Regions from separate parts of the Homo sapiens genome. Here region 1 is linked to region 2. The links are chromatin contacts, found by Hi-C or POLR2A ChIA-PET in ENCODE. All regions are on one chromosome and are shown on one strand. The core of a region is the stretch at or near the end of the contact, and the rest is flanking DNA. Distances in the headings are between cores, read along the strand shown. Region 1 has its middle 3.2 kb from the start of LINC00428. Region 2 has its middle 71 kb from the start of LINC02341.

Region 1 (6,057 bases), core at 2,822-5,321, 380 kb after region 2:
TGGGGGTGCTTTTTGAGCCAGGATGAGCCAGGAAAAGGACTTTCACAAGGTAATGTCATCAGTTAAGGCAAGGACCAGCCATTTACACTTCTTTTGTGGTGGAATGTCATCAGTTACGGTGGGGCAAGGCATATTCACTTCTTTTGTGATTCTTCAGTTACTTCAGGCCATCTGGGCGTATACGTGCAAGTCACGGGGGATGCGATGGCTTGGCTTGGGCTCAGAGGCCTGACAGTAACACGTTTTAACTTTGCAAAAAATGTTTTGGCATTAATGGGCTCAAAAAGTGAAAGGAAATGTGTAATGGAAAATCAAATACTTTGTTCATGAGAATGTTAATGACAAACCTATAAATCCCAAAATGTTTATCAACACTTACCATGGGGGCTATATGACATCACTCACCACATGAAAAATAGAAAACACGAATCTGCTAAACTATTAGTATCTACTCTCATTCGAGAGTACATTTGAGATACATACTGTGCATGAACATGAGGACTTGACACGTGCAGACAAGGAAAGTATCCTGTGAAGCATGGCTTTTCATTTGGATCAAATGACTGCCTCTCTAAATCTGCACTCTGTGTCTGTTGTACACATACAAAAAGTGAAGCTGATGGGGTTCAGGGCATGCTGCTCCAAAATATGGTTCCTTGGCGTATTGAATATTTTAAACGGAAGAAATTTGAGGAAAACAGCAGAAGCGGGAAAGTGTCTCTGACTTTCCCCCAGCCTCCTTCCCTGATGCAGTTCATAAAACCTAGGAAAGATTTTCTGACCTTCCCCTGAAAGAGGTCATAGACTCTCATGTAAGATGTGCCCTCTCTATGCCAGGAAGAAAGGAACATCCTTATCCCTGAAAACAAAAGGTCACAGAAGGGAAACTGAACAAACTGGCCTTGCTGAGTTTCCCCAGTTTATAATCATCATGTCATACTTTTCACCCTATTATATTTCTCTATGACTCTCCTCTCTTCATCAAACCCAGCATAAAAATACACAGGTTTAAAAAATACACAGGTTTAACTGTTTCTTCAGGTATTTATTTCCTTATGAAAGCTCCCATTTCATGTAAAATGCATGTTAAATAAACATGTAAGCTTTTCTCTGGTTCATCTGTCTTTTGTTATAGGGGCCTCAGCCATGAACCTAAGATGGAGAGAGGAAAAGCTGGTCTCCTCCCCTACAAAGCGATAGATGGTAAGGTGCTGGATCCAATGGCAGAAAAAAAAGTTTCAAACAATTAAATGATGCCACTTTTATAGAAATGGAGTCAGATGCTTCATATTGGAAAACAGTTATTTTCAACAATGATTCCTTTTATTTTCATCCAATTCATGGTATCAAAGTAAAACATTTGGAATTTTATTTTGCTGACGGTAAAAACATCTGATATTACTAGAGTGAGATGTCATTGTAAATCCAGTTAAATGAATCAGTGCTATCATAAATTGTTTTTAAAAGTTCAAACTAAAGTTATCTTTGTGTCATAATTAAGTACAAATTTTGGCATAGCACAGTGTCATTGTAAAAGCATGTTTTTTCTAAAGAATTATGGAGCAGAAATGTACTGGGAATTAGATGTGCAACATGATTCATACTTGTACTCAAACAAGTAGTGATAATCTACCAATCAAAATAGTAGCAGTCACGAAGAATTTATAAATATGATATATATGTATACACTTAAAATATCTAAACTATAGTTTTTGCAAAAATATGATTTTAAATACAAGGCAGTATCATGTGTTTTTCTCTCTTTGCTGTCTGCCATAAGGAGAATTTTAGAAATATTTGAGCATTGAAGAAATAATTTGTATATCAATCTAAGTATCTTTTTGTTGAATTCTTTTTAAAAATTAGCTCTCTAAATCTGGGCTGAATTTGTCCAAATCAGTTAGAAATCTTTGATCAGCACTTTCAATGAATAGAGTTTCAAAAAACTTTAGCTTTCCACATGTTTAGACAATTGGAATTATTAGTAACAAGTCTTAAAAACAAGAAGACACCAAAGTGTATCCCCACCAAAGCATGAAGAAACTAAACAAATTAAGTACGTTAAAAAGAGTATATTCTCAATCCTGATATGGTCTACAGAGAAGGTTCATTTCAAATTTATTAGTCATTAAATGCAAATTTGAAGAAAATATTGGGACAATTTTATTTAAAATTTTAACATAGCAAGACCATATAAGGAAAAGAAAACATTCTTTAGAAAAATAGAATGACATGGTATTTGAGACAAATGTGTTTTCAAAAAATGACTAAAGGGGTAATTATTCTGATTATATTATTGTAAAATTTCTACTTTTTATATATGTAAAGAAGTTTTAAAAGTTTTCTTTGGTGTACACAGATATATGTTATTCTACTTTCTAGAAAAAATATTTTTGAAATAGTGTTTCAAAATAATTATTTGGCAGATCCATCAAAAAATAAAAATGTATTTGTCAGTTAGTAAATTTTTGAAAAAAGATACCAGGATTTTTAGCACTTCATTTCACTCTTAAAAGTGTCCTGATTTGAAAGATGAATTCTATGGTATCAGCTTAAAAATCACAAATTTAGAAAGGAGACTTTGTTTGCTATAAAGACTCGCAGCCTACAATGTGGCCATTCTGACAGGCTGAGAAGTGTAGCTTCTGTGAGAAGCCTCTGTCAGCGGGTACTTCGAGGGAGGGAAGGATGAGACATACGTTTTGTTGAACAGGTTGGCCAAATATATGTATATATTCAACAGGTTACGGGAGGAGCTATGCAGTCTTTCGTCCAGATATTCATGAAGGGGGAACATGGCATGCATACTGAATAAACATGCATGTTACATGCATCTCATGCTTCCCTTAGGTGGAGACTTAACATTGAAATATATTACAAGTAAGCCCTATATGTCAAAAGGTGAAGCAGGGAAAGGAAGGCACTCAAATGCACAGCATCTGTAACTCGGCTGGAACTAGTCGATCTGTGGGTGGTCTCTTAGCAGGAGAAAAATACTGAAACCAGTCTTTTATTCAATCAAAGCTGTAGTTCTGGCTTGTGGAGCAGGGGGCCTCAGTTAGTCAGCTCTGCTGGTGGATGAGCTGCAATTGTTTAATATTGCTTATCTCAAGGCCAGCGCGTGTTTAGCTGCTAGAGAAAAAGAAAAACCTTGTGGCAGTTGGAACACAGTTTCTTCTTTAACTGTAGGAGTCCATGACTTAACATGGCCTTCGGTCCTGTTTATAATGTGGTATCTCATTGTGAACAAAGAGTCTGTTCTGACAGTCTCGTGATCTCTATTTCAACATTAATGCTGGTCAGATGTTGTGTCTAAACCACAAAAGGGAGGGAAGATAAAGAGGTGCATCTGACCTCTCGTCCTGTGATGGCCAGAAACTCAGTTTTTAAAAGGTTTCTCTGGGGTCCTCTTGGCCAAGAGGCAGCCTGTTCAGTTGACTGGGGAGCTAAGGACTTTAGTTTCAGTTCTCAATAATCATCCTAGTTACACAGTCATCAGACTCACCACACCCCAAAGAAAATGAATGTTCTGTGGTTCCCCTTTCTAGGGTCTCATAGGATCAAAGTTTCCCCAGGTTGAAAGGGCTCTCAAAGAAAAGGTATGTTAATTCTCTTGAAGTTTTCAAATTTCAGTGTACCTAGGGATTTCCTTGAGAGCCTGTTATGCAAATTCCTGGTCCCTGGTAACAAGATTTGTGATGTAAGTCAAGGATGGGGCCCAGGAGTCTGTATTTTTTCCAAGACCTCACCCTCTCCCCAAGGGATTTCTTTAGAGATGTACCTGGTCAATTCTGAAATCAACTTCTAAAAGCTTTTCTTGGCATAGAGTAGAAATCTATATCCCTAAAGTACCACCCACTAGTTCTAACAATCACATAGAAAAAAAAGAATGGATTTCTCTTCCTATGATAGACCTTTAAGTATGGGAGATGCCTGTCATCATTTCCAGAGTTCTATTTTATTCAGCCTAACTACTTCGGTCTCTTCTCCAACTCTTCTTCAATACACAACACACACACACACAAACTCCTACAAGGTTACCGAGAATAAAACGTATGCCAACAAGTACAGATTAGGGTGCTATGACTCAGGAACAATGTGTGTGAAAAAGTTTAAAGATTTTAGCTGATAGTAAACTCAATATGTGTCAACAGTATGAATCATTACAAGAGAGTAGGAGAAAGGAGCAGGAGAAGAGAGAAAAAGGAAGAACAAGAAAAAAAATCTCTGCCTCTGGTTGTTGATGGTATCAAATGAGATGCTGATTATGCAGACTTCCCCTAATGTACTCTGCTGTCATGTATATTTCTTTGATCAAATATCTTCCACTTCCTAGAATACCAGCTCCACTCCTCCCCTAAAGCAATGAGCTATTTTCAAAACCATTCATCTTTCAAGATTCAGCTCAAACATCAAGTCCTCAACTGCCCCAGGATAACTTACCTCTCTCTCCTTTAAACTCCCACTGTTCTTTACACAGCTCATCACACTCGATTGTTTACACATGGCTTACTGCACTTACCACCCCCCCCCCGCCCCGCCTTCTAATGTGCTGCCTGCATGATTTCCTTAGATATTATTCTTACTGTTCAGTGTCTATCTGTCCTAGAATATGAGCTCATGAGGGCAGCTTCTGTCTTATTTAATGCTATATCTCTGGTGCCTGGAAGAGTGCCTGGCACATAGTGAGCACTCCTGGGAAAATATAATTAAAAACGAAATGTCCTCCTAACCCAGAAAAGCTTTCTACAAAGGTAAAAGGAAAACTATTTTATTATTAAATAAGCATTAAACCAGAAAGTGATGCACATTACAGGCAATCTGCTAAAGAAATGGCAAAGACCAGAAAGAACTCTCACTCTTTTATAGCTAAGGGGATACAACCCATTACCATTAGTTAGGCTTTGCAATTTGGAGTCAGACAACAACTGAAGTTACACCCCTCTCCTCTTAGGAAACCGGAAGCTAAAGCCTTAGCTTCCTTGATGATTACATCAAGGAAGAGAGGACGTCCAGGTCCTTGAAGAAACACTCCAGATTGTGAGGTAGCCCAGAGGCTTATTTAGCCACTAAAAAGATTCACATACATAGAAAAGGACAGGGAAAACTTTTTTTTTTTTTTTTTTTGAGACAGTCTCGCTCTGCCGCCCAGGCTGGAGGTGCAGTGGTGCAATCGCCGGCTCACTGTAAGTTCCGCCTCCTGGGTTCACGCCATTCTCCTGCCTCAGCCTCCCCAGTAGCTGGGACTACAGGCGCCCACCACCACTCCCAGCTAATTTTTTTTATTTTTTAGTAGAGATGGGGTTTCACCATGTTAGCCAGGATGGTCTCGATCTCCTGACCTCGTGATCCGCCGGCCTTGGCCTCCCAAAGTGCTGGGATTACAGGCGTGAGCCACCGCGCCCGGCCAGGGAAAACATTCTGAAAGAGAAAAAAGGAGTGGAGAAATTTCTTCCCTTATTTTCGACAGGAAGATTTAAGCTCCTCATCTTACATTTTTACTTGCTCTTTCTGCACTTAATCACCACATGTTGAAAAAGTAAAAACTAAAAGATGGTTTTCCCTGTAATTAACTATAAACACCTAAGGGCAAGAGCTATGTGTTATTTTCCTACACAACACCAATATAGTGTGCACTCAACAAATGTTTGTGGAAAGAGGAAGGAAGGAAGGAAAAGAAAGAGAAACAGGAAAGAGAGAAGGAGAAAGAGAGGAAGGAAGGAAGGAAAAAAAGAAAAGGAGAAAGATGATTTTGACAACTGTAAAACAATCTCCACATTAAGGACTAAGCATTAAGGGAAGAGAATCAAATAACAGACAGATAAGCTGGGCCTATCATAATAGTTATTGACTCTTCATAAACCATCTCTACATGTACATTTAGTTATGCATTGGGTAATGGTTAAAATAGATACCTAGGGTGCTTTCCAAAACTGGATTCTACAGTTCCTAGGTCACGGACTTGGCTTGTCTCCAGTTGGCCTGCTTTTATAACCACCCAGTGGGTTTTTCTTGTCCACTGCCCAGATAGAGCTAATTTATGAAGGCAGGGGAATT
Region 2 (5,996 bases), core at 3,377-5,876:
AAAAAATTAGCCAGGTGTGTGACACTTGCCTGTAGTCCCAGCTGCTTGGAAGGCTTAGGTGGGGAGGATCACTTGAGCCCAGGATTTTGAGGCTGTGATTGTGCCACTGTACTCGAGCCTGGCGGCAGAGTAAAACTCTGTCTCTAAAAAAGAAAAATCATAATAAAATCATATTGAGAAGAAATGCATTTTAAATCTTCATATGGATGAATTCCTTAGAGTATTAAAACAGTCAATTTTACATTGAATGTGCTTAAAATACCAATAGCTACAATCGTTATACCTTGTAGCACCAAGAATAGCAGCTGCCTTCGTGCAGGGAAGGCCGCCGGAGCAATTTCATCTGTGTGGCCCTTCATTTGGCCTCCCTGGCTCATGGCATCGCCATTCTTCAGATGCTGTTTGGTTAACTTTAAGGGTGATCTGAAAGTGCCAGATATGAGGTTCTGATCTTACCAAAAACAAAAACATCAGCAAACAACGACAACAACAACACAAAGCCAGAAGCAGCTCACATGGTGGAAAGCTACCAAAAGAGGCAAAGGGTATAGCAAAGCTTAGTGATTAGGCACAGGGGCTCTAGAGCCCAGCCTTGTGGGTTCAAACTGAGGCTGTGCCACTTACTAGCTGTGTGTCCTTAGCAAGTGACTTAATCTCTCTGTACTTCATTTTCTTCATTTCTAAAGTGAGGATGACAATGATAGTCCCTCCCTCGCAGGGGTTTTGAGAGGATAAAATGAGTTATTATGTGTCAAGCTTTTAATTCTGGCCAACTATAGTTGCTATATGATAATTACTAAGTGTACAGGTTAAGAGACATAAGGATTTATATTGTTTTTTACATTTTTATTTGTTTTTATTTCTTAGAGACAGGGGTCTTGCTCTGTTGTCCAGGCTGGTCTTGACCATCTGGCCTCAAGCGATCCTCCCACTTCAGCTTACGAGTAGCTGAGGATTTATATTCTTTTGCATAGCTCAACCCCAGGAAAAACCTGAAAGATAGTATCTCAAGCTCTGATGCTGTGGTTGAGTCAATTTGGTGAATAAATTTCTCTAAAGAGGATGGGACATAACTCTCAGTTGTGTAGCTGAGTAACAGGAAGTAAGACGTGATTTGGAACAATGATAAAAAGGACATAAATTAATGAAGAGGACTATTTTTAAAAAAGGAAAAAAAACCACTAACAGTCAACAAGTCCATAATAACCCTAATAGTTAACAATAATCAATAAGGAGTTTAGAAAAGCCCCAGTCCTAAAGAAAAGGATCGGATACATTAAATTCAGAAAAAATAGGCTTTTGTCGACTATTTACACACAACAGAATTCATATTAGAATATTATTTTTTAAATGCTCTCAACAGGCAAAATGAAAAATAAAACTTCCCCCACCCCCTCTTTGGCAAATGGAAGGAAATGTCCTCAGCAGACTTATTCAGAGGGTGTCCCTGGTCTCAAGGTTCTGTCTCTTGGGGCATGTGGGTCCACTAGCCACACAATCCAAACATACTAGAAACATACACAGGAAAATATAACCCAGGCTGTTTTCTCCAAACCTAGAGCTTCCATGAAACCACTGTGAGCCATACACAAGGATCACATCACTTCCCCAAATCACACATTTCAAATTATAAAAACAGCCTAGAGAGAAGTTTCTCCCTCCTGATTTGAAAGAGAGTCACCTCTGGTCAATCCTTATCCACTTCTTTTGTTGGTTCCTTCTTTTCTTGGCTATCTTTTAAAATAGAAGTCTCCTGTCCTTGACTTTCTTCTCTGTCACCAACCCCTCCCTTGAAAACCTCATTCTCATTTGCTTTTGTATCTCCAGTGTAGAAAGACCTCTCTCCTGAACTCCAGACTCATTGTACACAAGTGTCTACCCTTCCTCCAGCATATTTCTCAGATATCTGAAACCTATCACATCCAAAGGTGAACTTCTGACTTCTCCCCAAACCTCCTCCTTCTAAATCTCAGTTGATAGCAACTTGAAGCTTCCAGATATCCATGCCAAAAACCTCAGAGTTCTTCCTAAGTCTCCTCTGTCACATCTAGCATTGGTTCTACCAGGAAATTCTGATTCAAAAATTATCCAGAATGTGACCATGTCTCACCACCTCTGCTGCTGAACCACCCTGATCTGTATCTTTCCTGGATTATTGCAACAGCCTCCTAATCTTTTGAAAACATTACTCAGATCATGTCACTCCTCTGCTGAAAACCCTGCATGGTTCTGGTTCCATATTTCTTTTTTTTGTTTGTTTTTGAGATGGAGTTTCACTCTTGTTGCCCAGGCTGGAGTGCAATGGCACTATCTTAGCTCACTGCAACCACCACCTCCTGGGTTCAGGCGATTCTCCTGCCTCAGCCTTCCAAGTAACTGGGATTACAGGCACCCCCCACCATGTCTGGCTAATTTCTTGTATTTTTAGTAGAGATGGAGTTTCACCATGTTGACCGGGCTGGTCTCAAACTCCTGACCCCAGGTGATCCACCCGCCTCGGCCCCCCAAAGTGCTGGGATTACAGGTGTGAGCCGCTGTACCCGGCAGGTCCATATTTCACTCAGTAAAAATGAAAGTTCTCAGAACCTTCCATGGTCTGGTCACCCTCCTTGTTACCTCGCTGATGTCATTTCCTACAGCTCTCCCCCTCTCCTCCAGCTCTCCACCCATACCAGCCTCCTTGGGTGTGTTCCATCCTAGGGCCTTTGCACTGCAAATAATCCTTTTCATTCTGGTCACCTGCATGCTCTTCACTCAGGTGACCACGTGGCTTACTTCCTCACTCCCTTCCAGTCTTTGCTCAAAAGTCATCTCCTCAATGAGACCTACTCTGACCACTGTTTTTAAAACTGTAGTCTTCCCACTATATTCCCAATTCCCTTACCCTGCCTTACTTTTTGTTTCCCTGAGAACTTTTCATCTTCTGATATACTGAATAATTTACTCATTTACTATCTGTCTCTGCTTGCTAAACTGTAAGCACTGCCAGGTCATGGAAATTTGGCATATTTTATTCACATAGTAGGTACTCAATAAATATTTGTAGAATGAATGAATTATTGATTGACTTGGCTCCTGGCGTTAGTATTCAGCAATCCTATGGGGGGCAGGGAGTCCCGACAATCCTGCTGTGTCATAAGAAGGGTGTATTGCATTTAAAAGACTGAACAAGCATCCTCTTCCAGTAAGGAGCACTGGGCTTTGTACCTCTGCAAGCCCACGCCTTGTCCCTGCTGGCTTCTCCCTCCTGGCCCCAATGCCCACTTGCCTTGTCAAGTACCTGGCCACGCCAATGGTAGTCCTGGGTAAGCTCTGCCTCATATCAGTCTGCTTGGGCTCTGGCACCTTCTGCCACCCAATCCAACCCAAATTTATATAATTCAACAATACCAGCTGACCTTGTATGCTGTGGTCAGTCACTGGTCTAGCGCCAGGCTTCAGTAGGTAGAGGCATGTGTTTAGATCTGGTATCTTTAATTTTAGATATGGTGTAATGTACATCCCCATCACTGCCTTGGAACCAAAAGGAAAGGACAGTGATACCAAACATAATGACACCTTATAGCCTAGCTCCTTGAGGGCCATTTCACAGCCCTCCTATCTTTAGAATTGTAAAATGCCGGCCGGGCACAGTGGCTCATGCCTGTAATACCAGCACTTTGGGAGGCCGAGGCAGGTGGATCACAAGGTCAGGAGTTCAAGACCAGCCTGGCCAACAAGGTGAAACCCCATCTCTACTAAAACAATACAAAAATTAGCCGGGCTTGGTGGCATGTGCCTGTAATCCCAGCTACTCGGGAGGTTGAAGCTGGAGAATTGCTTTAACCCGGGAGGCGGAGGTTACAGTGAGCCAAGATTGTGCCACTGCATTCCAGCCTGGGTGACAGAGCAAGACTCAGTCTCAAAAAAAAGATTAAAAAAATTATAAAATGCCTATCCCTCAAAGTTGTAAGATTTGGTCGAGAAAGCTACAGATTCATTTCAGAATGAGTAGTCAGGGTGAGCCCCCACAGATTACTGAGAAAGCCATCAATCCCTGTCATCTCAGAACTGCTGATCATCATCTCATCTTTCTCTTTGCTCCAATTAACTCTTACTCTTTGGTTAAAACAACTAAGTTACGGGGGAATTAAAGGAAATTCTGTATTGACAAATACATGGGGCTGAACGGTGAATATATGCTAAGTAAGAAAACATATGTCTATTGGAAATTTAAGACTCTTTCCAGATGTTTACATAATTTACTTTTTCTTTCACTATACATGTAATGATTTAAAATGTTTTTTCCATGAAAGAATAAATTATGTTTAAATAGTAAAATGCCTATTGGCCTTGGGTTCTTCCAGGGAAGGCTACCAGTTCCCTTGGAGGTAAAAGCTAAGAAGTAACTAGAGGAGCAACATTGCTTCTGAGAACCCACACTGTGCCAGCCACTGTCATAGACATATGTCAGCTTGTTAGATCTTCAGAAGCACCATGAATGTTAGATGTTATACCTGTTTTACAGATATGGAAATGATGGTTTAGAGGGTGAAATAACTCGTCCAAGGTCACACAGCTAGTAAGTGGTGGAGTCAGGTTTTAAATCTAGGCAAGGCTATACTAAGTACCTGGATCATACCACACTTCTCCCCACTTGAGTCATGGGCTACTGCAGTTGGGGAAATGACTCAGACTTAGAGATAGTGCACATGTACATTCTCTGGAATAGTTCCTGGTATTGAGTAGAGGCTCATTGCATGTTAGTTTCTCACATCCTTTTCTCTAGGATGATTTCTGACAGCACATGAAGTCATGAAGGGGACACACATGAAGTGTGGCCTTAGATTAAAAGTGTGCAGTGTAATCATAATAATACCAAATAGTCCCTACTATTTGCCAGGTGCTGTACTATGTCATTTATGTGTATTAATTCATTTCATCATTTCAACAATCCCATGAAATACGTTCTACTTTTGTCACGCCGTTTAACACTTGCCAAGGTTTCACATTAGAGCTGGTAAATGAGAGAAATGGGACGTGAACTCAGGCAGTCTGTCTCGAGTCCAAGCCTTTAACCACTATGCGATACTGCCCACTAAATTATTAGCCTGCTGTAGTCTAGATACTGTGTACATATATATGTGTGTGTGTGTGTGTGCATATATATATATGTGTGTGTGTGTGTGTGTGTGTGTGTGTGTGTGTGTACTCCACCCTTGAGAATTGCGTTGATATGATTCTCTGGGTCCATCTTACAATGCCATATTATGATTCCACAATATGAGATTGTCCATTATCCTATTACAATGGCTTAATCAGACACATGCTATGAGCCAAGTGGTGGAGATGCCTTCAAAACACCCAAAGGAGTTGGCCAAAGCCGAAGAGGTTGACTTACAGCCCCACCACTCTTCAGCTCCAGGCACTGCACTGGAAACATGCACAATAAGGGAAAATTGACATTGCAATTTGAGTTGCAGATTGTACTGATGGTGTGGTTTGAATAAATACCATGCCCTTTGAAAGTCTTATATTATTACGCTAGACACATGAGGGTTTTCCTATTCCTATTGCAGGCAATAGGCAAAAATCTATCTTCATAGCTGAAATCTGTTTTGGAATTCATTGCTGCCTTTCTGGAAAGACACTGTTTAATTCTGTCTCCTGGGTGTGTGACCCTATGGTCTCTACCTTCTTTGTAGATCTGTGAATAAAGCTCTTTGTAATGAGGCCACTTTTTGTGCAACAACAACAAAATGTTTCTGAGAAGGATGTTAGAGCCAGACTTTCTTTAAGTAGTGGTGTCTGGTGTTGTTTACTTTTAAAATAGTTTCTAGTGCAAGGGAGAATTGTGTCCTAGAAGAACTGTCCCAAGGAGCTCATGAACAGGAATAATGGTTTGTACCACTACTTTCTGGAAAGCAAACGGGGATTTTGATGTGAACCCAGAAAGGGGTCGGACCACATTGACATATATTTTCTGGTTTCTAATCTTACCTCCACTGCCATTATGC

Evidence for each region. Hi-C counts contacts between places; a loop is a spot of excess contacts on that map. ChIA-PET counts read pairs that join two places held with the same protein, here RNA polymerase II (POLR2A). Pooled maps may share reads with other maps.
Region 1: a pooled map shows a loop between it and region 2 (8-fold over the local background). The contact joins two enhancer-like sites. A Hi-C loop is called at or near these places in 2 of 37 single-sample maps with no recorded cell type and 6 of 50 pooled maps. POLR2A ChIA-PET finds 5 or more read pairs at or near these places in 2 of 52 experiments (Panc1 and WTC11).

The regions. Positions count from the first base shown.
Region 1 is chr13:42,872,925-42,878,981 of GRCh38, forward strand. No RefSeq gene overlaps it. Among named protein-coding and RNA genes, the nearest start is that of LINC00428, 3.2 kb to the left of the region's middle. RefSeq lists an enhancer at 1-515. Within about 2 kb of position 4,072, at least 5 of the 41 ENCODE cell types and tissues checked have a DNase peak (open chromatin) inside an H3K27ac peak, as active enhancers do.
Region 2 is chr13:42,493,330-42,499,325 of GRCh38, forward strand. No RefSeq gene overlaps it. Among named protein-coding and RNA genes, the nearest start is that of LINC02341, 71 kb to the left of the region's middle. RefSeq lists an enhancer at 2,698-2,797. Within about 2 kb of position 4,627, at least 2 of the 41 ENCODE cell types and tissues checked have a DNase peak (open chromatin) inside an H3K27ac peak, as active enhancers do.